Regions from separate parts of the Homo sapiens genome. Here all the other regions are linked to region 3. The links are chromatin loops, found by intact Hi-C in ENCODE. Cell type or tissue: PC-9. All regions are shown on one strand. Each heading gives the region's core, and the rest is flanking DNA. Links, peaks and the distances in the headings are about the cores only.

Region 1 (10,014 bases), core at 708-8,707, 980 kb after region 3:
ATCATGGAGATGATTTTGCTTCTATTCTAAGGAACTAATCTTAAATGAAAAACATAAGCTCAATGTCTGAAAGTATTTATTTATTCATTGCAGTGTTTCTTATAATAGTGAAAAACCGAAGAATGTGGGAAGACACTTCAACAAAAGGGGAAAGATGATTGTTTACATTGCATTCAGTTATGGGAACTTTACATGGTTGTTAGAAATGAATGCTTGGAAGAAAGTGTATTAAATTAAAAGTTACTTATATAGGCAAGGCACCATGGCTCACGGCTGTAATCCCAGGGCTTTGGGAGGCTCAGGCAAAAGGATGGCTTGAGGCCATGAATCCAACATCAGGCTGGGCAACATAGCAAGACCCTGCCTCTACAAAAAAAATTTTAAAAGTTAGCTGGAAGTGGTGGCATGCATCTGTAGTCCCGGATACCAGAGAGGTTGAAGTGGAAGGATCGCTTGAGTCCAGGATGTGGAGGTTGCAGTGAGCCGTGATGGTGCCATTGCACTCTAGCCTGAGTGAGGGAATGAGACCCCAACTCTTAAAAAAAAAAAAAAAAAAAAAAAAAAAAAGATACTTATATGTTAAAGTATTTTTTTAAAAATCTACTGTTCCATCAGAGGTAAGAGTTTAAAAAAAAATAAAATGAACTAAAAATAAAAGTTAAAAAAAAAAAAAGAACCTGCCCCTTCCCCCTCAAGGGACTGGGGGATTGGAAAAGCCAATAGTGTTACAAATCCACCTTCACGGCTGCCCACATTTCTCCCACGCCTGCAGCGCCCTCTTTGGATTGATATACCGCCCCAGGGACTTTGCTTCCTACATGCTGGGCATCTTCATCTGTAACCTTTTGCTGTACCTGGCCTTTTACATCATCATGAAGGTAAGAGCGGGTGCCGGGAGCGGCTACCTCGGGCCCTCGGGCAGGCGAAGGCGGGGTCGCGTGAGGCCGCATCTGCTTCTCCTCCCACAGCTCCGCAGCTCTGAAAAGGTCCTCCCAGTCCCGCTCTTCTGCATCGTGGCCACCGCTGTGATGTGGGCTGCCGCCCTATATTTTTTCTTCCAGAATCTCAGCAGCTGGGAGGTAAGAGGCCAGTTTTCTTATCCAAAAACAACCTCTCTCTCCAACTTGCCATTTTGGCCTTTCTACCTCCCTCTCTTAATGTGTTTTCACAGTGTCTAAAATGAAAGTTTTCTCTACCAGGGATGGTTTTTAATAGCCGCACACAAATGCACAATAACTGCATGCGTTATCATTCTCAGGGTGGCACTTTATAAATCTGTAAGTACTACAGACATTGCAAACTTGGTCTTCATTGCATGTTGTATTACGACGCTGGTCCCAGTGGATGCTTAACGCGGTCAAAAGCCTTGAGTAGTTCATCTTCTCATCTTTCTCATAATCTCCATCCATCAACAAATACCCAAGCTGAGTGTCATTACATCCAGTCCATAGATAACAGAGCCGAAGCCTAGGAAATTAGTGGTATATCTGAGGCACAGAACAGGAAGAAGTCTTAGCATTCCATCAGAACAGTTACCACAATAGATTTTAGAACATTTCTGTCACTCCGGAAAGAAACCTCATATGCATCAGCATTCACTCCTCATTTCTCGCTAACCCCTTACCCCTAAGCAACTACTAAATCTACCTTTTGTCTCTGTATATTTGCTTATTCTGGACATTTCATGTAAATGGAATCACACAATACACGGCCTTTGTGTCTGGCTTCTTTCACTTAATGTGTCCTAGGTTCAAGCATGCTGTAACATACATAGTACTTCATGTCTATTCATTGCTGAAAAATATTCCGTTGTACTGATATATCACATTTTATCTACCTGCTCATCAGTTGATGGACAGTTGGATTGTTTCTATTTTTGTGTCATTATGAGTGATGCTGCTGTGAATATTTGTGTACAAGTTTTTTCCTTGAGGTAAAATATACATATAAAATTTACCATCGTTACCATTTTAAAATGTGCAGTTCAGTGGTCATAAATACATGTATATTCTTTGGTTTTTCCCCTCATCTCCCTCTCCCCCCACCCTTCCTGGACTCTGGTAACCACCAAACTATTCTCTGTCTTCACGGGATCCACTTTTCTAGCTGCCTCATATGAGTGAGAACATGCAATATTTGTCATTTTGTGCTTCACTTATTTCACTTAACATAATGGCCTCGAGTTCCATACGTGTTGCTGCAAATGGCAGGATTTTATTCTTTTTTATGGCTGAATAGTATTTTATTGTGTTTGTAGGTGTATGTACATTGTCTATGTAGATATGTGTATCATATTGTCTTTGTCCATACCTCTGTTGATGGGCACTTAGATCGATTCCATATTTTGCCTATTGTGAACAGTGCTGTAATAAACATGGGAGTGCAGATAACTCTTTGACATACTGATTTCTTTTCTTTTGGATATATATCAAGTAGTAGAATTGCTGGATCATATGGTAGCTCTATTTTTTTCTTTCTTTCTTTTTTTTGGGGGGGCGGGGGGACGGGGTCTCCCTCTGTCTCCCAGGCTGGAGTGCAATGGCGCAATCTCGGCTCACTGCAACCTCCACCTCCCAGGTTCAAGTGATTCTCCTGCCTCACCCTCCTGAGTAGCTGGGACTACAGGCGCCCACCACCGTGCCCAGCTAATTTTTTTGTATTTTTAGTAGAGACGGGGTTTCACCATGTTGGCCAGGCTGGTCTCAAACTCCTGACCTTAGGCGATCCACCTGCCTCTGCCTCCCATGGTCCTGGGATTACAGGTGTGAGCCACCACACCCGGCCATAGCTCTATTTTTAGTTTTTTGAGGAACTTCCAAACTGTTCTCCACAGTGGCTGTACTAATTTACATTCCCACCAACAGTGTGTGAGAGTTCCCTTTCCTCCACATCCTCGCCAGCATCTGTTATTGCCTGTCTTTTTGATACGAGCCTTTTTAACAGGGGTAAGATGATATCTCATTGTAGTTTTGATTTGCATTCTCTGATGATCAATGATGTTGAGCACCTTTTCATATGCCTGTTTGCCATTTGTATGTCTTCTTTTGAGAAATGTCTATTCAGATCTTTTGCCCATTTTTAAATTGGATTTTTTTTCCCTTACAGTTCTTTCAGCTCCTTATATATTCTGGTTATTAATTTCTTGTCAGATGGATAGTTTGCAAATATTTTCTCCCATTCTGTGGGTTGTCTCTTCACTTTGTTCGTCATTTCCTTTGCTGTGCAGAAGCTTCGTAGCTTGATGTAATCTCGCTTCTCTATTTTTGCTTTGGTTGCCTGTGCTTTTGAGGTCTTTGTGTACAGGTTTTTGTGTGGATGGATGTTTTCTTGGAAGCTAACTTTTCGAACCAGACATCTAGTAGCGTTTTTGTGGCTTTCTGGACGTTCAACTCTTTGAACAGTTGAACTGTGGGAATCTTGCCCATGTCCTGCCTCACCTTCCTCCAGGGAACTCCGGCCGAATCCCGGGAGAAGAACCGCGAGTGCATTCTGCTGGATTTCTTCGATGACCATGACATCTGGCACTTCCTCTCTGCTACTGCTCTGTTTTTCTCATTCTTGGTGAGTTCATATCTATCTTTTTGTGACTTTCTTCTCTCTTTACATCTTGTACTCTCTTTTTCTTCTGCTCTTCCTTACTTTTTTTTATATTCCTCTCTAATTTTACTTTCCATTTCCTCCTTGTAATTCAATGTACAGACCATCTTATTTCTTTCATAAATTTTATATCCTTTGGTTAGATCTTTAGTTTTTCTTTTACTCTTCAATATCTTTAGACACAGAGGGACAAAATTACTTTCCCTAAGTTGCACAGCACGTTTGTTCTGAATTGGTTATTAGACCCACATGCCCAGAATTCCCCCAGGAACCACTTTTAGCAATTCCGATAACATTGGGTTATTCCTTCTTATGCCATACTCACATTCCTCCTCCTCCTCCTCCTCCTCCAGTCTCCCTGAATATTTCACAAATATTTTACATATTCCTTAAGTGGCTTGGGGTAGCAGCCACGTGTCTGTTGCCTTCTGACCAGTCTGTCCCAAATCTCTCCTGTAGTTTCTCTATTTTTTTGCCCCAACCCTTTCTCAGAAGCCATGAGTATTTATATCAACCCTGGATTATAGTTCCATCCTTTAATCCTAACTTTGATTTTTCCCAATTAAAAGTCCATGGTGCCTGTAGGCAGGTTCAATTGACAATTAACAACCCTACTAGACTCCCGGGCTCCAGACCTACTAGATGCCCGGGCTCCACGCAAAGCGGGCTCAGGCAGGCCATATGACTTCAAGAGTGGAGCAGGGCTATCCTCTAGTGGCCAGTTTGGGAAGCTTGGCCAATCTGTATAAACAGTCCTTACGTCTTTTACTTTTGATCGTCACCTTCATGAGAGAGACAGAGACAGCAAAAGTGGAACTAAAGATTCCACGTGGGGCAGTAGTAGTCAAATGAACTAGAAATGGAGGAGGAGGGTACATTTCTTATATAGCAATACTCTATCCAACAGGACTTTATTCCTTTGACTCTTGACCTAAATGTCCCCTAAGTAATGACTTCCCAGGCCACCCTATCAAAATTTTTTACCTCCCCACACCTGATACTTCCTGTATTTCCTCCCTTATTTAACTTCTATCCTTAGCACTTATTACTATCTAACATGCTATATTTTACTCATGTATTTGTTTCACGTCTAAAGCCCTCTTTAGAATGTAAGCTACATGGAGAATAGGGATTTTTGTCTCTTTCATTACCAACTATATCTCCATAGCATCTGGAATAGCACATCATAAACCTTCATGAATATTTAATTGACAAATGAATTGTATAATTATAATAAGTGCCTATTAAGAGCAAAGGATTGCAGAGAGCTGCAGAAGGCATGAGAATGAGAGGGAACTAACAGTTTCCAGTCTGTGTGCATCTCAGAGAGAAAACAGGACTTAGTGTGACAGTGACTGTCCATTCCTTTCATTTCTCTGTCCCTCTCACTTCAGGTTTTGTTAACTTTGGATGATGACCTTGATGTGGTTCGGAGAGACCAGATCCCTGTCTTCTGAACCTCCAACATTAAGAGAGGGGAGGGAGCGATCAATCTTGGTGCTGTTTCACAAAAATTACAGTGACCACAGCAAAGTAACCACTGCCAGATGCTCCACTCACCCTCTGTAGAGCCAACTCTGCATTCACACAGGAAGGAGAGGGGCTGCGGGAGATTTAAACCTGCAAGAAAGGAGGCAGAAGGGGAGCCATGTTTTGAGGACAGACGCAAACCTGAGGAGCTGAGAAACACTTGCTCCTTCCATCTGCAGCTTTGGGAGTGCAACAGGGATAGGCACTGCATCCAAGTCAACTCACCATCTTGGGGTCCCTCCCACCCTCACGGAGACTTGCCAGCAATGGCAGAATGCTGCTGCACACTTCCCTCCAGTTGTCACCCTGCCCAGAAAGGCCAGCAGCTTGGACTTCCTGCCCAGAAACTGTGTTGGCCCCCTTCACACCTCTGCAACACCTGCTGCTCCAGCAAGAGGATGTGATTCTTTAGAATATGGCGGGGAGGTGACCCCAGGCCCTGCCCTACTGGGATAGATGTTTTAATGGCACCAGCTAGTCACCTCCCAGAAGAAACTCTGTATATTTCCCCCAGGTTTCTGATGCCATCAGAAGGGCTCAGGAGTGGGGTTTGTCACACATTCCTCTTAACAAGTAACTGTCACTGGGACCGAGTCCTGGGTGCTTACATATTCCTTCGTGTCTTCATCTCACTGACCTGTGTGGACCTCATCACTCTGACTCTGCCTTCTTGGAAAGGCCCTGTCACTCCACAGATGTCTGGCCAGCTTCAAGGCAGAAGGAAAAACAGGAAAAGCTCTTTTAACAGCAGCAGGAACAAGAGAAATGACTAACCATACTAAAAGACTGGTAACAGCAGCAGCAGCCAGACAGGCCTCACCTTAAGGACTTGGGCTGCCAGAGCAAATTCAGCAGAGCTTATTTGGCCTCCCATTCACACAGCTCAGTTCTGTGCCCACATCACCTTTGGGGAAGAAATCAGCATTCTAATCAGGGACACTACTTCAGGAGTCCTCCACAGCGAGTCCGTCATCTGTCACTTTATGTAGATCAGGGTTCTAGACTTCTTCCCTGAGGTTCTCAGAAGCAGCTCTCAGGATGAACGTATTGTCCTCTTCCCCTCTTCTTGCAAAGTGCACAGCTAATCTAATGTTGTCTCTCGGTTGCACCTGACATTCTCTCCCCAGTAAGGTGTTGGCAAGCTCAGCATCTGGGTTCCACTCTCACACTGTCTGGCAGCTCTGTGTCTGAGAAGTTCTACATTGACCAGGCCCCCTTGTTGCCTGGAGTATGACGTAATCAGAAAATAGACGTATAAATGTGCACATGCGTATGTATTTGCTTGTGAAATTAAAGTCACCTCTTGCCTCTGCTTTCCTGATCATTCGTTAGAGAAATGGATCAGGCATTTTTTTAAATTATTATTCTTTCTCTAAACTATTTGCATTGTGTTCAAAAACCCATTTTAGAAGTTTGAACAGCAAGCTTTTCCTGATTTTAAAAACACAAAGTTGCTTTCAATGAAATATTTTGTGATTTTTTTAAAGTCCCCAAATGTGTACTTAGCCTTCTGTTATTCCTTATTCTTTAAGCAGTGTTGGCTTCCATTGACCATATGAAGGCCACCAATTAAATGGTTGTGTTAATCCAACATGTAAAAAACTTTTTGGCAGGGCACAGTGGCTCACGCCTGTAATCCCAACACTTTGGGAGGCTGAGGCAGGAGGATCACTTGAGCCCAGGAGATTGACGCCGCAGTGAACTATGATTGTGCCCCTGCACTCCAGCCTGGATGACAGAGTGAGACCCCATCTCTTAAAAAATAAAAAAAAATAAAAATTTGAACCTGTTTCACTATGGCTAGTTTGACCTAATTTCTTTATCTTAACGCACTATGGTTTCTAATCCACAGAAGACCAAGGGAGGAAATGTGAACAACAAAGTCCATTCAAGTCGCCCTGTGGCTGAAGCGAATAAATTTTCAGATGCATAACCTGTTTGGTAGCTTGTTTGGGAAGATGTGAGCGGAAATGGGGAAAGGGCCCTGGAGGAAAGGGTGGACTGTGCTGCTGAAGCCTTCACTGTTTTCTGATCACGTCTGTCTTGTGCTACAAACGCACACACTGTGGTCAGTTTTGTTCCTGCAACAGTACCGAAAATCCAGACCAAGCTTGTTTTTACAAATATCAGTTCTAAATGTACATGTTGCTAATTCTTTCCACAGCGCCAGTCTCACGGTTGGAGGACATAAAGTCATTCAGCTGCATCTGTAGGATTTACACAAGGGCTGGGGCAGAGGGGAGCACAGAGAGCTTAAAGAGCTTAACGAGCCATTTCTGTAGGACAGTGTCTATGCTAACTCTTGCCTGGGTTCATGGACTTCACTCTTTAAAAGGGAAAGGAAGAGTGACTGAGAAAGCCGGGTTCAACAGGAGCGTAACCGGAGAAAAGCAGTCACTGTGAAGAGGCTCTTGGCAAAGTAAGCACAGAAGTAATAAGAGCAGTTCAGCTGGAGCAGGACAGAGGTGTAGCAGCCAGAGAAGCAAAGCTGTGCACATAAAAAATGACCTCTTCACACCCCTGACAAATGCTGGAGAAGCAGCCCCACCTCTTTATGCTCCACGGTTTACTGAGGGATTCGCCCGGTTTTATTTTAGCAGCAGGAGAAGCCAGTGGAATGCTGGACTCTATCTGGGGAAGGGACTTTCCATGACTGAAGGAGGTCACCGAGCCAGCTCCTCGGGGCAAAGAAAATGGCAGCTCCTCTCTTCGTAACTCCAGGCACCCACCAGAAGGTTCTGTGGGGTCACAACATGCATGTGTCGGTAAATCAAATACCCAAATCCTCCTCAATATGGGTGATAGTCTCTATCCAAAACTCATGGGAAAGGGAGGAACAAAGATAAACACTATTCACAGAAGGAACAGTACAATCTGCGGAAGATTCTGGAGTCCACCTACTCGCTATGTGCCCTTGGGGAAGTGACTGAAACTCTCAGATCCTCAGCTGGCACACCTCCATGATTCTACGTGAGAATGGCAAAGGTGGAGGTGTGCAGGGTACCAGGAGCAGTGCTCACGCAGACAGGATCCTCAGCTCACCCTCCTGAATCCCACAGGGAGGCAGGGCAAGAGTGGATCCATCAGCCAGTCTGGGATCTCTCTCCTCCAGGGGCTCTTCATTGAAACCAACTGTTTCGTTTCCTGTCCTCAGCTCCAGGCCCTGAACAGGTTGGGAGGCCTCTTCATCTTCAGAGACACTGCCCACAGCTGTTCAGCCTCTTCTCATCCCTACCCCCATCCTTGTCCTTTGTAGCTGCATTTCTCTGACTCTGGCCCTGAATATCCTTATTCCAACTGAGATGAAAAAAAAATGCTTCCAAAGCTAGGGCCAAGTGGGAAAGCCTGGCTGTTTATAATGTGACACCTCATCACTGCTGTCTCTGCCCTGGGAATCTCAAGAAAAACCTAGGTTTTCTCCTCTCAAGTAGCTATTACAACCCTATTTCAGGGAATGCCACGTGCAAATGTTTCCCTCCCTTCCCACCCTGATTACCAAACATTCTGTAGGGCAAGCTTGCATCTTCAGCTAAGGAGAACGCTTCAGCCTGCAGGTGACAAAACAGTCTCTGAAAGAGGAAGCATGGTTTTGAAATGAACCACTATGAATCTAATGTCCCTGGTGAAACTAAGGAGAAGCACTATCGGTAGAGATTCTATTTGCTGTGCTTGAAGCAATGGAAAATGCTTTGTTTACCATGATTCCACCCAGCTTATAGTAGTTTTGTTTTTTGTTTTTTTAACACTGGAGGAGACAAGATATATTTATGTGGCTAAGTTTTAATGTCTCCTCAATACGAAGGCACCTTTGTTAACAAGGTTAAGAGCATGTTAAATCTTAGGCCTTAACCCCCATGAATTCGAGGAATCTGGGGAAGAATCACAGATCAGCCTTCACCACTGAGTTTCTAGAACACCAGAGCAAGAGAGTTTCACTTGGGTCTCCTCTGTAGAAAGAGACCTGTCCTCAATGAACTCCAAGGCGGGGCCTGTTTACACTGGACAGCTTTCCTGAAGCACGGTCTTGCTATTCTTATTGTAGTACAAAAAAGACTAGATGGATACCGTTGTTCACGAAGAAGTACCCTTTGCTCCCCCAATTTTAGAGAAAAGATCCCTGCCTTCTTCTTAAATATCTCTAGATTAAGAGATTTTATCATTTTCCCTGAACTCTGAAAATTGTTTAAATTCCTTGGCTCTGTCCTACATCTTTTTGTCTACCTTTAAGTCCCTGTCATCTAAGTTTTATTCATTTCACTGGAGATGAACAATAGCTGACTTTTTTTTTAATATAAAAGAATCTTGAAGTCATGTTACATTTCAGTCAAGTGCTAAATAAAAACTAGGGGTCCCATCTCCTGTCCCGGCATTATAGTTACAATTTAGAAATCAACAGATTTAAACAGTGAAAGATTTTCAAATCAGGGCAAGAGAAAACTGATATACAATCTCAACATGGCTCACTCTTGAGCCCCTGTTTTATATTTAAATCTTGACTTTTTTGTGTGAGTTATGACTCTAGGTCCTTGAAGCAGAATATTCTCCAAAATAATTCAAACGCTCTCTCTTTTAGGGTGCTACAACATTACCATCCCAGAAAGAAGTGGGTTTGCATTTTATGATTTGCATTAAATTGCTTATCTGAACCTTTCACAAGGCACCCTGGTACTAGGCAGGCCTCTTTGAGGAAACAGGACATATTTAGGCATGAGGTTTACTCTGCGTTTATCTCAACATGGGATACCTTGTGAAGTAATAAGCTTTTTGAGGGGGTGCATTTCCCCTTTATCCTCTCATCACATCTCTGTTCACTTACATAGAATCAGAAATACACCTTTAGTAAACAGTCATGAAATATTTGGGCTAGGCACTGTGAGAAAATGGGCA
Region 2 (10,014 bases), core at 654-8,653, 56 kb after region 3:
CCACACCAGCCAAGTCAGCTTTCTCCACGGCCAGCTGCACCAGCTCTGCCCTTCCTTCTGTTAACACCAGCCAGATCCCCTGTAGGTCTAACCCAAGGTTTTTCTGTAGGACACCTTGGCCTACCTGGGAATGCTGGAAACATGTTGTTAAAGGAATCATGGTGTTGAGAGAAAAAAGAAATCTTTTAAAAGCTGCCATCTGAGGTGATGGCTTCTCTGTACTTACGCCATACCCCAGAATACAATAAGCAATTAGAAAATGTTCAAGTATGAAGGGATTTCCTCCTCCCCACCAAAAACACTGCTCTCTGAAGGAAGCTGGTTTCTCTGTAGCTACACCAGCTGTTCAGAAAGCTCATTGGACCTGGTTTTGAAAATAAAACAAAGTTAAAACACTGGGAGGAGTTATTGTGCAGTGTGGAGTACTCAGGCTTTCTTATAAAGAAAAAAAAAGTTATCTGGTACCAAAGTGTGTAACCTACAGACCCTCAGGTACTGCCCTGTGACTTCTCTGTATGATATCACAAGGCTGCCAAGTGCCTGTTTTTCTAGAACTAGGAGTTGGTGACGTTTGGCTACTGCTGAAACCATGCATAGGATTGGTTTACTAAATTAAAACCTTATTACCTACATCCTCCAAAAGACAGTTGGAAGTGGAGAGATTTTGATTTGGTACTGTTAGAGGTGGCAATGAAGAGCATAAGCACCAGGGAGATGGTTTAATGGTAACTGCCTTTTTTGATGTTAGGCTGCAGCTCCAACTGGGAACTTGCGTTACATGCAAGATTGATTGGATAGGGAACACTCCCTGACAAAGAGCTACATAATTAGAAATGGATCAAGTTACAGGGAGGATAAGGGGAAGGCTTCACATTCATAATAGAGCTCAAGACATTACAAATTCATGCTGACAGGGCTGTGGCATTGCCAGACAGAGGCTATAAGTGGAACTACAAGTACTTTACGTGCGTATTACAAGGACATTTTCAGCATCTGGTGGGAAAGTCAATGCAATTATGACTTTGGAGCATTGGGTGATAGGGCACAAAGGTTCAATTTCAAAGCATTATTTACTACAGTGTTGTTTCTAGGCAGTTACATGGATCACCTATGCTCACTAAATTCATTATAATGGTGAACAAAACACCTAGGGACAGAATAGCAAGCCCAACTTACAGTCCCCCACAAAAGCTAAAATTCATGTCATTGACTAGAGTGACTGCAACGGATCAGGAGCTGAAAGAGGACAGGAAAATTTAGGAAGGAGGGCCCTTTCCCTCAGAGCTTGAAGGCTTCTCTGTATCCTATGCCAACAAGTCTGGGGAGAAAAGGCTAACACTTTCAATATTTAAGCTTTTTGGGCACTTCCCATGGGAAGCTGTCCCTACCAAAGTGGCCATAGGCTACAGTCCTCTGATAAATTGGCTTCTTCAGATCCAGATCCCTGGAATAGACAAGTCCGTAACTTAATATGTAGCATTAAATTAAAATAAAGCAAAACAATCAGCAAGACTCATTTTCAAGAGCTCTGGCAAATGAGTTCTCTGGGATATGCTAGGAAAAATATTTGTGGCAAAAGTGTTACTTCCCTGGTGTCCAAACTCCTTGCACAGTCCTTATTAGTAACTATAGTTATTTTTCCATCCCTGGCTCAACAAATACGAAAACTTGTCATTATTCTGAGAAATTTCAATTGTCAAAAAGCTCATCTGAGATCACAGAATACTTACCAAGGTCCCACCGCCCACACCCTACCATGGTTTTTACATTGTAACAAACCTTGAGCATCCCGTTTTATCTCTATTTTCTCAACACTCTTAGGTAAGAAGAGCACAAAGCTCAAATATCAAATCTGGAAGATTCTCTAGAGTCGTTAGCCTAAGCCATGGAGCACCGTAATTTTAAATTTCTCAAATAACTAAGTCTTCACCAAGGTAGTAGTTCAAAACTGTTCTAGGAATTAAAATATATTCCCATTTGAGGAGTCTTCCTTCACACCTTCACCTCCTCAGCCTTAAGTATATATACACACACCCATACCCTCAATACTTGACTAGCAATAGGCTTTACCATCTTTACCTGACAATGACCCCAGGGCGGAGATAGAAATTATTCTTCACAATCTCTAATAGCTTTCTCAGAGAGATTTTGATCACTTTTTGCTTTGGCAAGATATCACACTGGTCCATTACATTGATGACATTATGCTGATTGGATCCAGTGAGCAAGAAGTAGCAAACACACTGGACTTATTGGTGAGACATTTGCATGCCAGAGGTTGGGAAATAAATCTGACTAAAATTCAGTGACCTTCTACCTCAGTAAAATTTCTAGGGGTCCACTGGTGTGGGGTCTGTTGAGATATTCCTTCTAAGATAAAGGATACATTGCTGCATTTGATCCCTCCTACAACCAAGAAAGAGACACAATACCTAGTGAGCCTATTTAGATTTTGGAGACAACACATTCCTCATTTGGGTGTGTTATTCCAGCCCATTTATCAAGTGACCCGAAATGCTGCCAATTTTGAGAGGGATTCCAGAACAGGAGGAGACTCTGCAAGAGGTCTAGGCTGCTGTGCAAGATGCTCTGCCACTTGGGGCATATGATCCAGGAGATCCAATGGTGCTTGAGGTGTCAGTGGCAGATATGGATGCTGTTTGGAGCCTTTGGCAGGCTCCCATAGGTGAATCACAGCAGAGGCCTCTAGGATTTTGAGCAAGCCCCTTCCATCTTCTGCAGATAACTACTCTCCTTTTGAGAGAGCTCTTGGCCTGCTACTGGGCTTTGGTGGAAACTGAACGTTTGACTATGGGCCATCAAGTCACCATGCAACCTGAATTGCCTTTCATGAACTGGGTGCTTTCTAACCCATCTAGACATAAAGTAGGTCATGCACAGCAGCATTCCATCATCAAATGAAAGTGGTATATATGTGATCAGGCTCGAGCAGGTCCTGAAGGCACAAGTAAGTTACATGAGGAAGTGACTCAAAAGCCCATGGTCTTCACTCCTTCCCCCCTGCCTTCTCTCCCCCAGCCTGCACTGATGGCCTCATAAGGAGTTCCCTATGATAAGTTGACAGAGGGAGAGAAGACTAGGGCCTGGTTCACAGATGGTTCTGCACGATATGCAGGCACCACCCAAAAGTGAAGAGCTGCAGCCCTATAGCCCCTTTCTAGGACATCCCTGAAGGACAGCAGTGAAGGGAAATCTTCCCAGTGGGCAGAATTTTGAGCAATGTACCTGGTTGTGCACTTTGCATGGAAGAAGAAATGGCCAGAGGTGTGATTATATACTGATTCATGGGCTGTAGCCAATGGTTTGGCTGGATGGTCAGGGAATTGGAAGAAGCATGATTGGAAAATTGGTGACAAAGAAATTTGGGGAAGAAGTATGTGAATGGACCTCTGTCAGTGGTCAAAAACTGAAGATATTTGTATCCCATATGAGTGCTTACCAATGGGTGACCTCACTGAAGGAGGAGTTTAATAATCAAATGGATAGGATGGCCTGTTCTGTGGACACCACTCAGCCTCTTTCCCCAGCCGCCCCTGTCATTGCCCAGTGGGCCCATGAACAAAGTGGCCATAGTGGCAGGGATGGAGGTTACACATGGGCTCAGCAACATGGACTTCCACTCACCAAGGCTGACCTGGCTGCAGCCACTGCTGAGAACCCAATTTGCCAGCAGCAGAGACCAACACTGAGCCCTCAATATGGCACCATTCCTCGGGGTGATCAGCCAGCTACCTGGTGGCTGGTTGATTATATTGGACCTCTTCCATCATGGAAAGGGCAGAGGTTTGTCCTCACCAGAATAGACACTTACTCTGGATATGGGTTTGCCTATCCTCCACGCAGTGCTTCAGCCAGGACTACCAACTGTGGGCTCACGGAATGCCTTATCCACCACTGTGGTATTCCACACAGCATTGCCTCTGACCAAGACACTCATTGCATTTGGCAGTAGACTCATGCTCATAGAATTCACTGGTCTCACCATGTTCCCCATCATCCTGAGCAGCAGGATTGATAGCTGGAATGGGCTTTTGAAGTCATAATTACAATGCCAACTAGGAGACAATACTTTGCAGGGCTGGGGCAAAGTCCTCCAGAAGGCTGTGTATGCTCTGAATCAGTGTCTAATATGTGATACTGTTCCTCCCATAACCAGGATTTATGGGTCCAGGAATGAAGGGGTGGAAGTGGAAGTGGCACCACTCACCATTACCCCTAGTGACTCACTAGCAAAATTTTTGTTTCCTGTTCCCGCGACATTACGTTCTGCTGGCCTAGAGGTCTTAGTTCCAGAGGGAGGAATGCTGCCACCTGGAGACACAACAATTCAATTAAACTGGAAGTTAATATTGCCACTTTGGGCTCCTCCTACCTTTAAGTCAATAGGCTAAGAAGGGAGTTACAGTGTTGGCTGGGGTGATTGACCCAGACTATCAAGATGAAATCAGTCTACTACTCCACAATGGAGGTAAGGAATAGTACTTACGGAATACAGGAGATGAACTAGGGCATCTTAGTGTTATCATGCCCTGTGATTAAGATCAATGGGAAACTACAATAGCCCAATCCAGGCAGGACTACAAATGACCCAGACCCTTCAGGAATGAAGGTTTGGGTCACTCCACCAGGAAAAAACCTCAACCTGCTGAGGTGCTTGCTGAAAGCAAAGGGAATACAGAATGGGTAGTAGAAGAAGGTAGTCATCAATACCAGCTATGACCACGTGACCAGCTGCAGAAATGAGGACTGTAATTGTCATGAGTATTTTCTCCTTCTTTTGTTAAACATGTTTGTGCATGTATACACTTTTACTAAGAAAATATCTTAATTTTATTTCCTTTCTCCTTTATCATGTGACATAAGATTTATTGACTTCATATCAGCATTTAAGTATCATTAACTTTATGTAATAGTATTTGAGTTGAGGATTGGTGGGTTTCTGGTTGTACGAAGGATAGTTGTCTTATGTTAGGCATAATTATGACCTTATCATTGTCTTTATCTGAAGACTATGTATTATCACAGGATATGTATATGGGTTCAAGTTGACAAGGGATGGACTTGTGATGGTTAATACTGAGTGTCAACTTGATTGGATTGAAGGATACAAAGTATTGATCCTGGGTGTGTCTGTGAAGGTGTTGCCAAAAGAGATTAACATTTGAGTCCGTGGACTGGGGAAGGCAGATCCACACTTCATCTGGTAGGCATAATCTAATCAGCTGCCAGTGAATATAAACTGAGCAGAAAAATGTGAAAAAGAGAGACAGGTCTAGGCTCCCAGCCGACATCTTTCTCCCATGCTATATGCTTCCTGCCCACAAGTCTGATATATGTATATGTGTGTGTATGTATGTATATATATATATTCTATTACTTCTCTCCCTCTAAGAGAACCCTAATACACAAGGAAATAGAGAGCATAAAGAAAAAAACAATGAAAATTTCAGGAAAAATTGGACACACTTATAGAAATCCAAAATGATCTGGAAAGTCTCAGCAATAGAATTGAACAAGTAGAAGAAAGGAATTCAGAGCTTGAAGACAAGGTCTCCAAATTAACCCAATCTAACAAAGACAAAGAAAATAGAATAAGAAAACATGAACAAAGCCTCCAAGAAGTCTGAGATTATGTTAAAAGACCAAACCTAAGAATAATCGGTGTTCCTGAGGAAGAAGAGTAATCTAAAACTTTGGAAAACATATTTGGGGGAATGATAGAGGAAAACTTCCCCAGCCTTGCTAGAGACCTAGACATCCAAATGTAAGAAGCACAAAGAACACCTCGGAAAGTCATCACAAAAAGATCATTGCCTAGGCACATTGTCATCAGGTTATCTAAAGTTAAGATGAGGGAAAGAATCTTAAGAGCTGTGAGACAAAAGCTCCAGGTAACCTATAAAGGAAAACCTATCAGATTGACAGCAGATTTCTCAGCAGAAACCTTACAAGCTAAAAGAGATTGGGGCCCTATCTCCTCAAACAAAACAATTTTATCAGCCAAGAATTTTGTATTCAGTGAAACTAAGCATCATATATGAAGGAAAGATACAGTATTTTTCAGACAAACAAATGCTGAGAGAATTTGCCACTAACAAGCCACCACTACAAGAACTGCTAAAAGGAGCTCTAAGTCTTGAAACAAATCCTGGGAACACATCAAAACAGAACCTTTTTAAAGCATAAATCACATAGGACCTATAAAACAAAAATACAATTTAAAAGCAAAAACAAACAAACAAAAGAAATCAAGGTACACAGGCAACAAACAGCACAATAAATGTGATGATACCTCACATCTCAATACTAACGTTGAATGTAAATGGCCTAAATGCTCCACTTAAAAGAACTGCAGAATGGATGAGAACTCACCAACCATCTACTGCCTTCAGGAGACTTACGACACATAAGGACTCACATAAACTTAAAGTAAAGGGTAGAAAAATGCATTTCATGCAAATGGACACCAAAAGTGAGAAGGGGTAACTATTCTTATATCAGACAAAGCAAACTTTAAAGCAAAAGCAGTCAAAAGAGAAAAAGAGGGACATTATATATAATGGTAAAGGCCTTGTCCAACAGGAAAATATCACAATCCTAAACACATATGCACCTAATGCTGGAGCTCCCAAATTTATAAAACAATTACTACTAGACCTAAGAAATGAGATAGACAGCAATACAATAATAATGGGGGACTTCTGTACTCCACTGACAGCACTAGAAAGGTTATCAAGACAGAAAGTCATAAAGAAACAATGTATTTAAACTATACCTTGGAACAAATCGACTTAACCGATATATACAAAACATTTCATTGAACAACTGCAGAATACACATTCTATTCAACAGCGCATAAAACTTTCTCCAAGATAGGCCATATGATAGGCCACAAAACGCACCTCGATAAATTTAAGAAAATTGAAATTGTATCAAGCACTCTCTCAGACCACAGTGGAATAAAACTGGAAATCAACTCCAAAAGGAACCTTCAAAACTATGCAAATACATGGAAATTAAATAACCTGCTCCTGAGTGATCATTAGGTCAAAAATGAAATCAAGATAGAAATTAAAAATTTCTTTGAACTGAACGACAATAATGACACAACCTATCAAAACCTCTGGGATACAGCAAAGGTGGTGATAAGAGGAAAGTTCATAGCCCTAAATGCCTACATCAAAAAGACTGAAAGAGCACAAACTGACAATCTAAGGTCACACCTCAAGGAACTAGAGAAATAAGAACAAACCAAACCCAAACCCAGCAGAAAAAGGGAAATAACAAAGATCAGAGCAGAACTAAATGAAATTCAAATGAACAAACAAGCAAAAATACAAAAGATAAATGAAACAAAAAGCTGGTTCTTTGAAAAGATAAATAAAATTGATAGACCATTAGCAAGATTAACCAAGAAAAGAAGGGAGAAAATCCAAATAACCTCATTAAGAAATGGAACGGGAGATATTACAACTGACACCACAGAAATACAGAAGATCATTCAAGGCTACTATGAACACCTTTATGCACATAAACTAGAAAACCTAGAAAAAAATAGATAAATTCCCAGAAAAATACAACCCTCCTGGCTTAAGTCAGGAAGAATTAGATATCCTGAACAGACCAATAACAAGCAGCAAGATTGAAATGGTCATTTAAAAATTACCAAAAAAAAAAAAAAATTCCAGGACCAGGCAGATTCACAGCAGAATTCTACCAGACATTCAAAGAAGAATTGGTACCAATCATTTTGACACTATTCCACAAGATAGAGAAAGAGGGAGCCCTCAGTAATTCATTCCATAAGCCAGCATCACCCTAATACCAAAACCAGAAAAGGACATAATCAAAAAAGAGAACTACAGACCGATATCCCTGATGAACACAGATGCTAAAATCCTTAACAAAATACTAGCTAACTGAATCCAACAGCATATCAAAAAGATAATCCACCATGACCAAGTGGGTTTCATACCAGGGATGAAGGGCTAGTTTAACATATGCAAGTCAATAAATGTGATACATCACATAAACAGTATTAAAAACAAAAATTACACGATCATCTCAATAGATGCAGATAAAGCATTGGACAAAATCCAGCTTCTCTTTATAATTAAAACTCTCAGCCAAACTGGCACACAATGGACATGAGCTCAATGTAATAAAAGCCTTCTGTGACAAACCCACAGCCCACATAATACTGAATGAGAAAAAGTTCAAAGCATCCCTTTTGAGAACTGGAAAAAGACAAGGATGCCCACTCTCACCACTCCTCTTCAACATAGTACTGGAAGTCCTAGCCAGAGCAATCAGACAAGAGAAAGAAATAAAGGGCATCCAAACTGGTAAAAAGGAAGTCAAACATTGTTACTCTTTGCTGACAATATGATCGTTTGCCTTGAAAACCCTAAAGACTCCTCCAGAAAGCTCCTAGAACTCATAAAAGAATTCAGCAAAGTTTCCGGATACAAGATTAACATACACAAATCAGTAGCTCTTCTATACACCAACAGCGACCAACAAAGAATCAAATCAAGAATTCAACCCCTTTTACAATAGCTGCAAAAACAAACAAACAAAAACAAACAACAATAATAACAAAAGCACTTAAAAATATACCTAAGGAAGGAGGTGAAGGACCACTGCAAGGAAAACTACAAAACACTGCTCAAAGAAATCATAGATGACACAAACAAATGGAAACACAACCCATGCTCAAGGATGGATAGAACCAATATTGTGAAAATGACCATACTGCCAAAAGTGATCTGCAAATTCAACACAATCCCCACCAAAATACCACATTATTTTTCACAGAATTACAGAAAACAATTATAAAATTCATATAGAACCAAAAAAGAGCCCTGATAGCCAAAGCAAGCCTAAGCTATAGGAACAAATCTAGAGGCATCACAATACTTGATTTCAAACTATACTATAAGGACATAGTCACCAAAACAGGATGGTACTAAAAATTGGCACATAGACCAATGGAACAAAACAGAGAACCCATAAATAAGCCCAAATACTTACAGCCAACTGATCTTCAACAAAGCAAACAAAACAAAGTGGGAAAAGGACACCCTTTTCAACAAATGTTGCTGGAATAATTGACTAGCCACATGTAGGAGAATGAAACTGGATCTTCATCTCTCACCTTATACAAAAATTGAACCAAGATGGATTATGGACTTAAACCTGAGACCTGAAACTATAAAACTTTTAGAAGATAATATTGGAAAAATCCTTCCAGACATTGGCTTAGGCAAGGATTTCATGACCAAGAACCCAAAAGCAAATGCAATAGAAAACAAAGATAAATAGCTGGGATTTAAACTAAAGAGCTTTTGCATGGCAAAAGGGACAGTCAGTAGAGTATACAGACAACCCACAGAGTGGGAGAAAATCTTCACGATCTGTACATCTGACAAAGGACTAATATACAGAATCTACAATGAATTCAAACAAATGAATAAGAAAAAACCAATCTCATCAAAAAGCAGGCTAAGGACATGAATAGACAATTCCCAAAAGAAGATATACAAGTGGCCAATAAACATATGAAAAAATGCTGAACATCACTAATGATCAGGGAAATGCAAATCAAAACAACAATGCGATACAACCTTACTCCTGCAAGAATGGCCATAATCAAAAAACAGTAGATGTTGGCGTGGACATGGTGACCAGAGAACACTTCTACACTGCTGGTGGGAATGTAAACTAGTACAGCTGCTGTGGAAAACAGTGTGAAGATTCCTTAAGGAAATAAAAGTGGAACTAGCATTTGATCCAGCTATCCCACTACTGGGTATCTACCCAGAGAAAAAAAGTCATTATACAAAAAAGATACTTGCACACGCATGTTTATAGCAGCACAATTTGCAATTTCAAAATCGTGGAACCAACCCAAATTCCCATCAATCCGCGAGTGGATGGATAAACTGTGGTGTATATATACATATATGATGGAATACTACTCAGCCATAAAAA
Region 3 (10,014 bases), core at 1,300-9,299:
GGGCATTTGTGAAGCTCTCCAAGCTGGTGGCCTTGCTGGGCCTCCTGGTTGTCTGTGGCCTCTCCCTGTGCTGATCCTTCCGGGATGGAGGGTAAAGATTCTCTGAAACTGAGGGTCTCCTGGCAGTGATCACCTCAGTGGTTGTAGGGGGCCTGTGGGAGGGTGAGGGGGTCCAGGGCCTCTGCGTGGTGGGAAAGGCAGTGGTGGTCATAGGTCTTGCAGCAACTGTTACCGCCCGGGACGTGGACCGAGTCACTGTTGTGGCTGGGGCAGGAGGAAGGGTGGTGGCTCTGGGGGTTGAGGGAGGTTGGGGCAAAGCTGGTGCAGTGGCGGCCAGTTTTCTCAGGACCTTCACCCGACTCTCTCTGGTTGGTGGGACTTGTGCTCTCCTTGGGTCCTCTTTCTTCTTCTCGCTGCCCAGGCTTGGCCTTCCTGCTCCCCCTCCACCGTCATTCCCCTCCGCCACCACCTGGCCCTCTACACCAGAGGCCTTACATTTCTGGACAAAGCCCTTCTGCCTGATCTTCTCGATCCTACGGATGGGGCCTTGGTCGATGACCTCGTACATGGCTTCCAGCCTAACGGGATATGGATAGCGCTCCTCCACCTGCAGCGTCTTCTTCAGCAGCACCATGCCAAACTTGCCCTTCTCCAGCTTCAGGAAGCTCATCAGCTTAGGGATGAGGCTAGGGTCCAGGGGCTGCTCCAGGATCTGGCCCTCGCTGGTGATCCTTCTCACCTTGCCTCCTTCCTCACCTGCCTGGTGGAAGAGCACAATCTGTTGGATGTGCCTCTCCGCCAGCTCACAGTACACATCGTCCTTCAGCAGGCTCATCATGAGGCGGTAGTAGCCTTCCGAGGCATGAGGGGCTGAGATGACCCATACTCTGTTCTTCCCTGCAAAGCTGGCAAGGATGTTGGGAGAGCTGGACCCCGAAGGGAAACGCAACATTCTTGACCGAGCTGAGGACCCCTCATCTCTGATCATCTCACGCGGAGAGCCCCTGGCTGCTGGTCTTTGCTCAGGTCTCACGGCGGCCCCATTGATGTCCGAGCGGGCTGGCGGCTCTGTTGGGCGAGCTAGTCTCAACACGGGCACACTCCTCCTTCTCTGGAGAGGCTGAAGGTTTGGTTCCTCCAGAGTGGATCTCTCAATTCCGCGAGACCTCCCAGTGTGCCTCAGAAACCGAGCTGGCCTACTGCTGTCCGGAGAAACCAAAGGCACTTTCCGTCCTCCGTGGCTGCCTCTAATAGTGGCATGGGGGTGGGGTTCTGATCCACACACTAGCCACATGGCCAACAGCATAGTGAAACGGGGTCCCATTCTCCATGTCATTGTGTAATCCACTTTGCGATGCACGGAGGTCATAAAACAAAGGGGAGGGGGAAAAAAGAAAGAAAATTATTTATCTGGAAACAGAGCTGGTCATTTTCTTTTTCTGTATCTCAGCCAAGGGGAGGGGAAAAGGTTGGTTAGAGAGAAGGAGGGAGGTCAGGAGATGGAAAATGGGATGAGATCCTGTTACTTTCAATCCCCTATAATTTGTTAGTGTTTAACAGAGACAGTTACATTAAGCAGGAAATCCAATTCAGTTTCCCAGTCAGCATGCTTGTACTGTTTCAACTAATGCTCTGGATGCTCCAAAGAAAATGCAAACTAGCATATTAATTATGACAACATTCACATTTCATTCCTTCAAAATAAGCAATAAAGAAACAAATAAACAGATCAAAGACAGAAAAGATTACACACTTACATGGTGGCTCATAGAGATGGAATGCAGAGGGTTGCAAAAGAAATCAGAAGTTTGGTTCCCAGGACAGTTTCCTAGATGAACTACTTTTCCTCCCAGCCCTCTCTCTCTTTACCGAGGGTGAGCAATACAAAAGGGGTGTGCTGCAGCTCCAGCTTTCAGAGTACCGCCACAGATCCACAGCCTGTCCTGATCTGAGAGCTGAGCCGATGCCTTTTCTTTCTGGCTGTGTCTTTTTACCTTCTGGACAAGTAGGATGAGGTGAAAGGAGCTGTCCTTCTAAGTCTTTGTATCTCCATTTGTCTGCAGTTTCTCCTCGGTCTCGTGTGTCTGTGTGTGCCAGTCCCTTGTGCTGACACAGGACGTCCCTTAAAGTCCAGTCCTGGCGATTTCTGAATCTCACTCTTTCCCTCTTTAAAGTTCCAGGATCCTTCTTATCTCCCTTTCCCCCATAGTCTGGCTTAGTCTCTTTGTTTCCGGGCGTAAAAGCACTGGGATTAATATGTTTTCCAGGCTGAGGGAAAACACAGGAATGTGATGTCGAAAAGGGACTTTTTTTTTCTTTCACTGTGCTTCTCTCCTCCCTTTATTTCTCCCTACCTTTTTCCTCCTCTTTTTCTTCTTCTTTTTCTTCTTTCTCTTGCCTGGATTCAGTCCCAGAAATGTTAGGACTACCTCAGTTTTGCTCCAAACCAAACTCAAACAACAGCAGCCACTGGAAATCAAGGAAACTTCACTAAGAATTTAACAGATCAGCAAAACACCGCCTCCTTCCCATTTTAGCACGTTCAGAGTGGACTCAGTGAGGAGTGAGAAGGCTGTTCTTTGGGGTGGGGTAAAGTTTTTAAACTCCACACATCATCATAAATCACTTTAGAAGAGGATGACTGGTGCCTTAACCCCTTCCAAACCAAGTCATCGGGGTAACTTCTCTTCCAGTCTGTTCTTACACTGTACTTTGGAAGGAGAAAATTCTCAGATTTCTGCATCAGGCTACATTCTTTTCTTAGAGACAGATACTCATTTGGGTCAGGGTGCTTGGCTGTGCTGACACAGACAGTATATATGTATTTATAGTCCCATGTGTATATTCTTATATCTTTCTCCCTGCTTTGTGCTTTTAGTTTGAGGTTGGAAAAGCCCATGGAAAACATGACTAGGTTGTTTTTATTTTATGCTAATTGGGGATCATATTACTGTGTTCTTGGTCCTAGTTTCTCCTCGGCATGGAAGGAAGCTGGTAAAAGGTTAGAAATGCAGGCAATGGCTGCAAGTCGAGATTGCAGTTGACTGTTACATCAGGGAACAGGCATTATGATCTCTAGCTTCAAAGCTCTGGCTGCAGATGGTAGACTAAGGGCTCCCTTGGAGGTCCCGAGTGTGTGTGTTTGTGTGTGTGTGTGTAGTGCAATATTTTCCTCTGCAGAGACTTTAGATGTCTGAAGGGCTTTAGGCAATCCATAGAAGTAGACTTATCAGGTTCTGAAAGAGAGAGTGAGGCAGCTTTGGGATTCCACCTCCTGAGTCTGCCATAAGGATTCAATGGAGAAGGAAGGGGTCTCAGGTTACGTGGATATTTCTTCCGGCCATGCTGGGCGAGCTGACTCTCCATGTCACTATTAACTGCCACCAACAGTGACAAGCCAGGGTTCTCAGAAACCTCCTTGCCAGCTCAGTCATGCTAATAGCGTCCCTCACTGGATCAAACTTCATCCCTAGTTGTTATGCCTTGATCAGCCCCATCTTGCCCTGGTCACATTTGACTTTTTTCACATAAGCTACGAGCATGGAACTGAGAAAGTCCTGTATAGAGGTTAACTATAGAGTTGCCCGGCCACACCTTGAAGTCCCAGGGGTACCAAGAAGGATGGCCAGCCCTGCTGTGGCATTCTCTCAGACACTTGTAAGGATAATAACAAAAGTGGGCTTCAGGCAGAGACCCTCTGTCCACTGGAGTCATAGATTGCAGCCTTCGTGGTATTCACCTGTTGGGTTGATCAACCTAGCCTTGTGCTAAGTTGGAGGGTCCTAGATGTTACTTCCTTTCTCATAATTTTCTAAGGCGTCCTACACTATCCTTACTGAGCTTTCTCCCTTCTGGCTTTTCATTTCCTCTTCTCTTCTCTCTGCTTATAACAACTACCATTTATTGAGCATTTACATGTGAAGCTTTGGGCTTAGTATTTTTGTGAATTCTTTTATTTAACCCTCACAGTATCCTTAGAAAGTAAACAGAATGATCCTCATTTTATAGATGAGCAAACTGAGGCTTGGTGAGTTTAAATAAATTGCCTATTGTCCCACAAAAGGTAAGCAGTAGCTCTGAAATTTGAACCCAGGTTTAGAACAGCCTACAAAGCGTGATGCTATCCTGCCTCTCTCTTTAATTTTCTACTCATACCTTCAGTTTTTTCCCTTCCTTCAATTCCTTTTTGCATTTCCCACATTCGTAGAAGAGTTTCATTTATTTGTTCAACCAGAGTACTTACACTTTTAGAGTCCTACTGTCTGGGATAATTGTGTAACTGTACTTTTTGCTTTTCTCAATAGGTCCTTAAAGCCCTTTATTATTTTTCTTGAATAAGTCATGACTTACACAAACCTCTCCATGATGTGCACAACATTTGTCACCTGTGCGCTGGTAAAGCTGAAATACAGCCACTTTAGCAACCCCGAATTGACCATGAGGAGCCACCCCAACCCTGGGTTGTGCCTGTCTTCCTAGGACCTCAGGCTTTCTTCCCTCTGTGAGCTTCAGTCACCAGATGGCGCACTAAACACACACACCAGAGAGGACCTAACACTCCACCGCCGCCGTTAGTCCCCACCCCACACCCAACTCCTTCCCCCAGTCTCTTCTCACACACAGATACATACACACACACTGGCAAAGTGGGGCTTCTCATGCTTGTTTTCATCTCAATGCCTAAACGCTTACCTGGGGCTTCAGAAAATCCTCCTGAAGAAGTATTGGAGGCACGTACCTAATAAGAGCAATGATAAATTCTCATTCATTCATTTCCGGGGAGATCTATAATGATTAATGGCTTGTAATAATTCTCAATTTCAAGTCCGTTATTTAAGAGCTCCATATTTTGTAAGTCCTCCATTTAGATCTTTCTATTTTTCTGCAACTGAAGAAACAATTAACCAATTAGTGCTAGGGGTTGGGGGAGGGTGGTGGGGGTTGGTGATATCTGAAAGGAAGACATTGATGTTGAGTCAGAAAAAGGTGAAAGGAAGAAAATGTTAAAGTAGACTTTAGAAATGCTAATTTGGGAATTAATTGATAGGAAACTACCTGACATTTGTTTTGTAGTAATTTGTGGGGAGGAAAGGAAAGAATGTACAAACTAGAACTGCTTTAGAGAAACTAGGGTGGGGATAGTTATTTGATGAAAGCTGGAGTGAATGTAAGAAGGCATCCAAAAAGGAGTGTGCTAACTGGTCAGACCCACACTAATCCAAGACTTCAGCAACCTGGGACCAAGGCTCAGGGTAACACGCTGTGACAGGCACGCTAGAGAAACCAGGGTTTCTGTCACATGCCGTTGGTTCTCTTGCACAAAGTAACACTCAGAGATGTTACTGAACTGAATTCTATTGCTAAAATAAAAAAGCATTTGCTTAAGAAGAAACAAGAATAAAAAGAAAAGGAGGGGATAACAGCATGCTGTTCAGTGTGGTTTTGGAGGGAAACCACCTCTCCTGCTCTGTGATCATCAGTATCCCCAGCAAGAAAATTAGCTGAGCCATTTTATCACACCTTTGTGGCAGAAGCACAGACAATACTCACACTGAGGAGGCTATGTGTTTTTCCTTCCCATTTGCAGAACTCAATCAAATGTTCAGTCTTAGGCTGCATTTGTGTCCTTCAGAATGAAAAAAGAATTCTTCTCTTTCTCAGTATTTTCAGTGTAGGACAGACTAAATAAATAAGTTGCCAGGTCAGAGAGAAAGCCAAAGATGACTATTAATGCAGGGTGCTGCTGCAGCCCAGGTGATACCAGTGAGCTGGGGGTTTCCCAGGTGCCAGTGGGACCTTGACCCCAGCCAGTGTCCAGGCTCTTGACACTGTCAAAAGAATGAATTCAAGGATATTCTAATCTGCCACGTCAAGAGTCTCCTCAATTGTGTTGACCATGCCTTTTATGGGAGCTGCCAGGGACCTCAAGCCCCTTCAGTCTCAGTTATGGCCATTACGGCACTGGGTGGCCTCCTCTCCCTTCAGAGCTGAGAGCAATTCCTTTTCCAATGGCCCTCCTGCTTGCAGTGAGGACAGGGTCTGGGTGGGCTCCCTTGGCTGGGACAGTCCTTTCTCCAGTGTCCTGACTTCTCACACTTGGAGCAGCAACCGTTGCCTGCAGGTTTGCTGTTGAGCCTGTTTGGTCTGCGGTGAAGCGTCTTCCTGGGTGACCCTGAGGTTGCAGGGCACTGTTTACAGTGACTGCTAATCATTTGGGCTGGCTGTCTATCCCATTTTTTGCCATTCTGGGTCATTTCAGCCATTTTAGCTCTGTCCCTATTATTGAATACCCCAAAAGCCACACCAAACATTTCATTAATAGGTGTGTAGAGTTCCAAAGCCAATTTCTGTAATGTTCTTCTTATGTCAGGTGCTGACTGGCTAATAAAGTGTGTCTGTAGAAAAATTTGGCCAGCGTCAGTACTGAGATCAATGTTAGTATATGTTCTTAGGTCCTCCACAAAGGTGCCCCTGAAACAAAGCTGAGTTTTCATCCTTTTCTTATTTATCTTATTTTATTACAGTTCGCGGGCTTAGTGGTATATTGTTTCATTCCCTCCACCAAACAAGTCACCATATGATTTTTCTTAGATCAACCTGGTCCTGTTGATAGTTCCAGTAAGGGTCATTGCTAGTCACGGATGTGGCCCCCACAGTGTATCGTTCAGGATCCCCAGCAGACAAGCTGTAAGCATAAGCCTGGGTGCTTTTTCTTTACTCTTTTTTTTTGAGACAGAGCCTCGCTCTGTCCCCCAGGCTGGAGTGCAGTGGTATGATCTCGGCTCACTGCAACCTCTGCTCCCGGGTTCACACCATTCTCCTGCCTCAGCCTCCCGAGTAGCTGGGACTACAGGCGCCCGCCACCACACCCAGCTAATTTTTTTTTGTATTTTTAGTAGAGACGGGGTTTCACCATGTTAGCCAGGATGGTCTCGATCTACTGACCTCGTGATCTGCCCACCTCCACCTCCCAAAGTGCTGGGATTACAGGCATGAGCCACCACGCCTGGCCCTCTTGATCCCTGTTTTTTCAGGATCTTATTAGGCCATAGCTTCCGAAGCTATTTCAAGCTTCATTTTGCTAGTCATGTGAAACTGCTGCTTGGAATTTTCTAATCTCCTCCAACCACCCTGTATTATTCCTTTCTCACAGGGATGTTCTGAGAAAGCGTAACCCCCAAAAGAAACACTTAGTATTGTCCATGAAATGTCAACAAAGTCACATGTTTAATCCAAAATTGAAGGAAACTGTGTACTTTAAAAATAAAAGTTACCTAATGGGATAATGGTCAAAGCTCTTGAGAACAGTTGTTAATATTCTTTCTTTATGCATTTATTTTTAATTACTTAGAGTTTGCTGGGGAAACCTTGTAGGCACCTTTTTGTCCCTGTAGCAGGTTGCTTAATTAAGAAAATGTCCATCTCCTAGCTAGTACAAATTAAAGATCTTGCCCTAGCAGAAATTAAGGAGCTGTGTGAATGGCCCAAAGATTCATTTTAAATCTCCAGAGTGAATGATTTAAAGTTCAATTATTTATTGGTTGTTATTTTATGTAAAAGATGTGAACTTGTGGGCATATGAATTTGCTGCTTGGGGGACTAGTGCTTGGGTCTGGAAGGGGTGGATTTAAAGTCTTTATCATTGGTTATTTAATGCATACAAAAGATTTACATCGATTGGATCTGAAGGAGAACATTCCAATTGTACCTTTCTCCGTGCCCTTAGGTATGGCCAAGAAGATAAAGATGATATAATTTTTTTCTCCTTTTTTTCAATCCTTCTCTCAAATGTTTGGCAAAAATGCAGACTGAGCACCGGGAATGACACAGAACCAAGCAGACTCTCCCCTCTAGAAGTTCACAGCCCATTGGAGAAGATAAATATTATACTCTCCACAGCAGTGCTGCCAACTTTCTCTGCATGTAAAAGTTCAGTGCTGACTATGGCTGCAGCCAGTATGCACAGAGTTCATTTCTGTTGGAGAATTTGCCTCTTCAATTCCTTGAGCAGGCTTTCCACAGAAGGAGGCTTGCCATGGCAGCAACTGTGTGTCACCTATAAGATCTTGCTTGGTATGTCCTTTTGGCTGTGGAGTCCCCTAGAGTCCCAGATACTCTTGTCTGGCAGACAAGTGTTGTATCTCATTTTCCCAGTCCCAATTTCGGCCCGGCACCTGTCCTGCTAGGATTGCCCTATCCTTTAGTGGTCGGTTCACTGTACTGACCTTGCATGGCAGGTCTTGACCACATCACTCAGAATATCACCTTACATCAGAAAGTGTGAACCAACAGGATGGCAGCTCATTCATTCGACAAATATTTACTCAATGCAAGGCACTATTCTACTCACTAGGGATACATAAATGAACATTCCCTGACTCCCGGGAGCTTACATTACAACGGTGGGAAACAGACAATAAAAATAAAAACAAAATACCTAAGCCTACATACGTACTTGAAAGAGTTTTTTTTGTTGTTTTTTTGTTTTTTGTTTTTTAAAGGGAGGGAGTAAATGTTGATGAAGGGGAAGAGGCCATTTTAGATACCCTTATCCAAAGAAAAGGATTTTAAGTGAGAATGGAAAGCAAGTCACTCAAGTATTGGGGGAGGGGAAGAACATTCAGAGTAGAGGGAATGGTGAGTGCACAGGCACTGACACCCGGGCTATTTCACAAGCTTGTTCCAGAAGAGCAATGTTGGCCGATTTTAAGCAAGGATGTGGCAAAGCTTGATATGTGACTTAACAGGAATGCTAGGAATGCTGCCTGGAGAATAGAGTGTGGCTGCAAGAATGACAACAGTTAACCAACTGGTGAGGAAGATAATGTAGTGGTACAAGTGAAAGGTGCAGTCTATTGAACCAGCGTGCTAGAAGCACGGTAAGTGCAGAAAAGTCACTCGATGTGGTATATATTTTGAAAACAGAGCTGACAGAAGCAGTTTGGGGCAGAAAGAATCAAATGTTTTGTTTGAAATTCCCATCAGACACTCTGATACAGATGTCAAGCAAGCAGTTAGATACATGAGTCTGGACTTCGAGGAGGACTGAGGCTGGAATTATAAATTCGAGAGGCTATTTAAAGCAAGCTTGCCCAACCCGTGGCCCATGGGCTGCATGCAGCCCAGGGTGGCTTTCAATGTAGCCCAACACAATTTGTAAACTTTCTTAAAACATAGAGATTTTTTTTTACTTTTTTTTTTTTTTTTTTAGCTTATCAGCTATCGTTAGTGTATTTTATATGTAGCCCAAGACAATTCCTCTTCTTCCAGTGTGGCCCAGAGAAGCCAAAAGATTGGACACCCCTGATTTAAAGCCTAAGGCTAGAAGAAATTACTTAGGGACTGGTAGAGGAAGAAAAAGAGTAAAGGACATGAAAGAGGAACAGCTAGTGTGATGGGGGAAAGGCAGGAGCACGCAGTGTTTTCAGTAGCCGGCAGCTGGGACCATGTTACTTCTTTGGCCGTTTCTCCACAGGTCCTTGCTACATGTGTCCAGATTCAGCTTATTCATCAGTGTCCAGGCCCTGCATCACCTCCTCCACAGGGTTTCCCGATGCTCCAACCCAGATGGCTCTCTCTTCTCTGAGAAGCAATTCTGTAGAGCATCACTCCTCTGATCTTTTTGTACTTCACGCATAAGTTCGTGTTCTCCTAAGCAGATCTTTAGCTTCTAAGAACATGGATTAGTGTTACATTATTTTGCATCCTTCTTATCATTCTGGTATATAGTAAAGGTGCAAAAATTTTAAGTGCATGTCAATCAAATACATTTAAAAACAAAGACGGAAAAATCCCAGAAGGCAACCCAACTATGAACTATCACTTTAAAGAAGGAAAGAAAAGAAGAAAAAAACTCGACACTGCTATTGAGCCAGGGAGTCTCTTTAGCCTCTATGTACTAAATAATAAGAGTAGAAACAGAAGACATATCACTGTAAATCATCAAAATTAAACCTCTTTTTTTTTTTTTTTTGAGAAGGAGTCTCACTCTGTCACCTAGGCTGGAGCAGTGGC

Evidence for each region. A loop is a pair of places that touch in the nucleus more often than their neighbours do. Peaks named below come from ENCODE experiments on the same cell type or tissue, not always from the same donor. Only the 100,000 strongest peaks of a DNase experiment are listed, where the experiment ranks them.
Region 1: a loop joins it to region 3, with 5 times the contacts of the local background. A loop is called at or near these places in 5 of 110 quality-filtered maps.
Region 2: a loop joins it to region 3, with 17 times the contacts of the local background. A loop is called at or near these places in 18 of 110 quality-filtered maps.

Annotation. Positions count from the first base shown.
Region 1 is chr3:113,622,655-113,632,668 of GRCh38, forward strand. It overlaps SIDT1 (SID1 transmembrane family member 1), which reads left to right. Exons shown (of 25, transcript NM_017699.3): 22 at 773-878; 23 at 969-1,079; 24 at 3,448-3,561; 25 at 4,992-6,921. The coding sequence ends at 5,054. LOC124909410 (a long non-coding RNA gene) reads right to left here and starts at 779. Exons shown (of 2, transcript XR_007096007.1): 1 at 1-779. RefSeq lists a silencer at 4,300-4,399. In PC-9, for the core only: a CTCF peak has its summit at 4,302 (motif pointing left); no DNase peak of the experiment used is centred there.
Region 2 is chr3:112,695,567-112,705,580 of GRCh38, forward strand. It overlaps the pseudogene MAT2AP1. Among named protein-coding and RNA genes, the nearest start is that of MIR9900, 37 kb to the right of the region's middle. In PC-9, for the core only: no CTCF peak of the experiment used is centred there; a DNase peak (open chromatin) is centred at 4,225.
Region 3 is chr3:112,638,570-112,648,583 of GRCh38, forward strand. CCDC80 (coiled-coil domain containing 80) reads right to left here and starts at 2,574. Exons shown (of 8, transcript NM_199511.3): 1 at 1,758-2,574; 2 at 1-1,347. The coding sequence starts at 1,336. In PC-9, for the core only: a CTCF peak has its summit at 4,527 (motif pointing right); DNase peaks (open chromatin) are centred at 1,832, 2,532, 8,282, 8,732 and 2 weaker places; H3K4me3 peaks cover 3,691 bases; H3K27ac peaks cover 5,420 bases.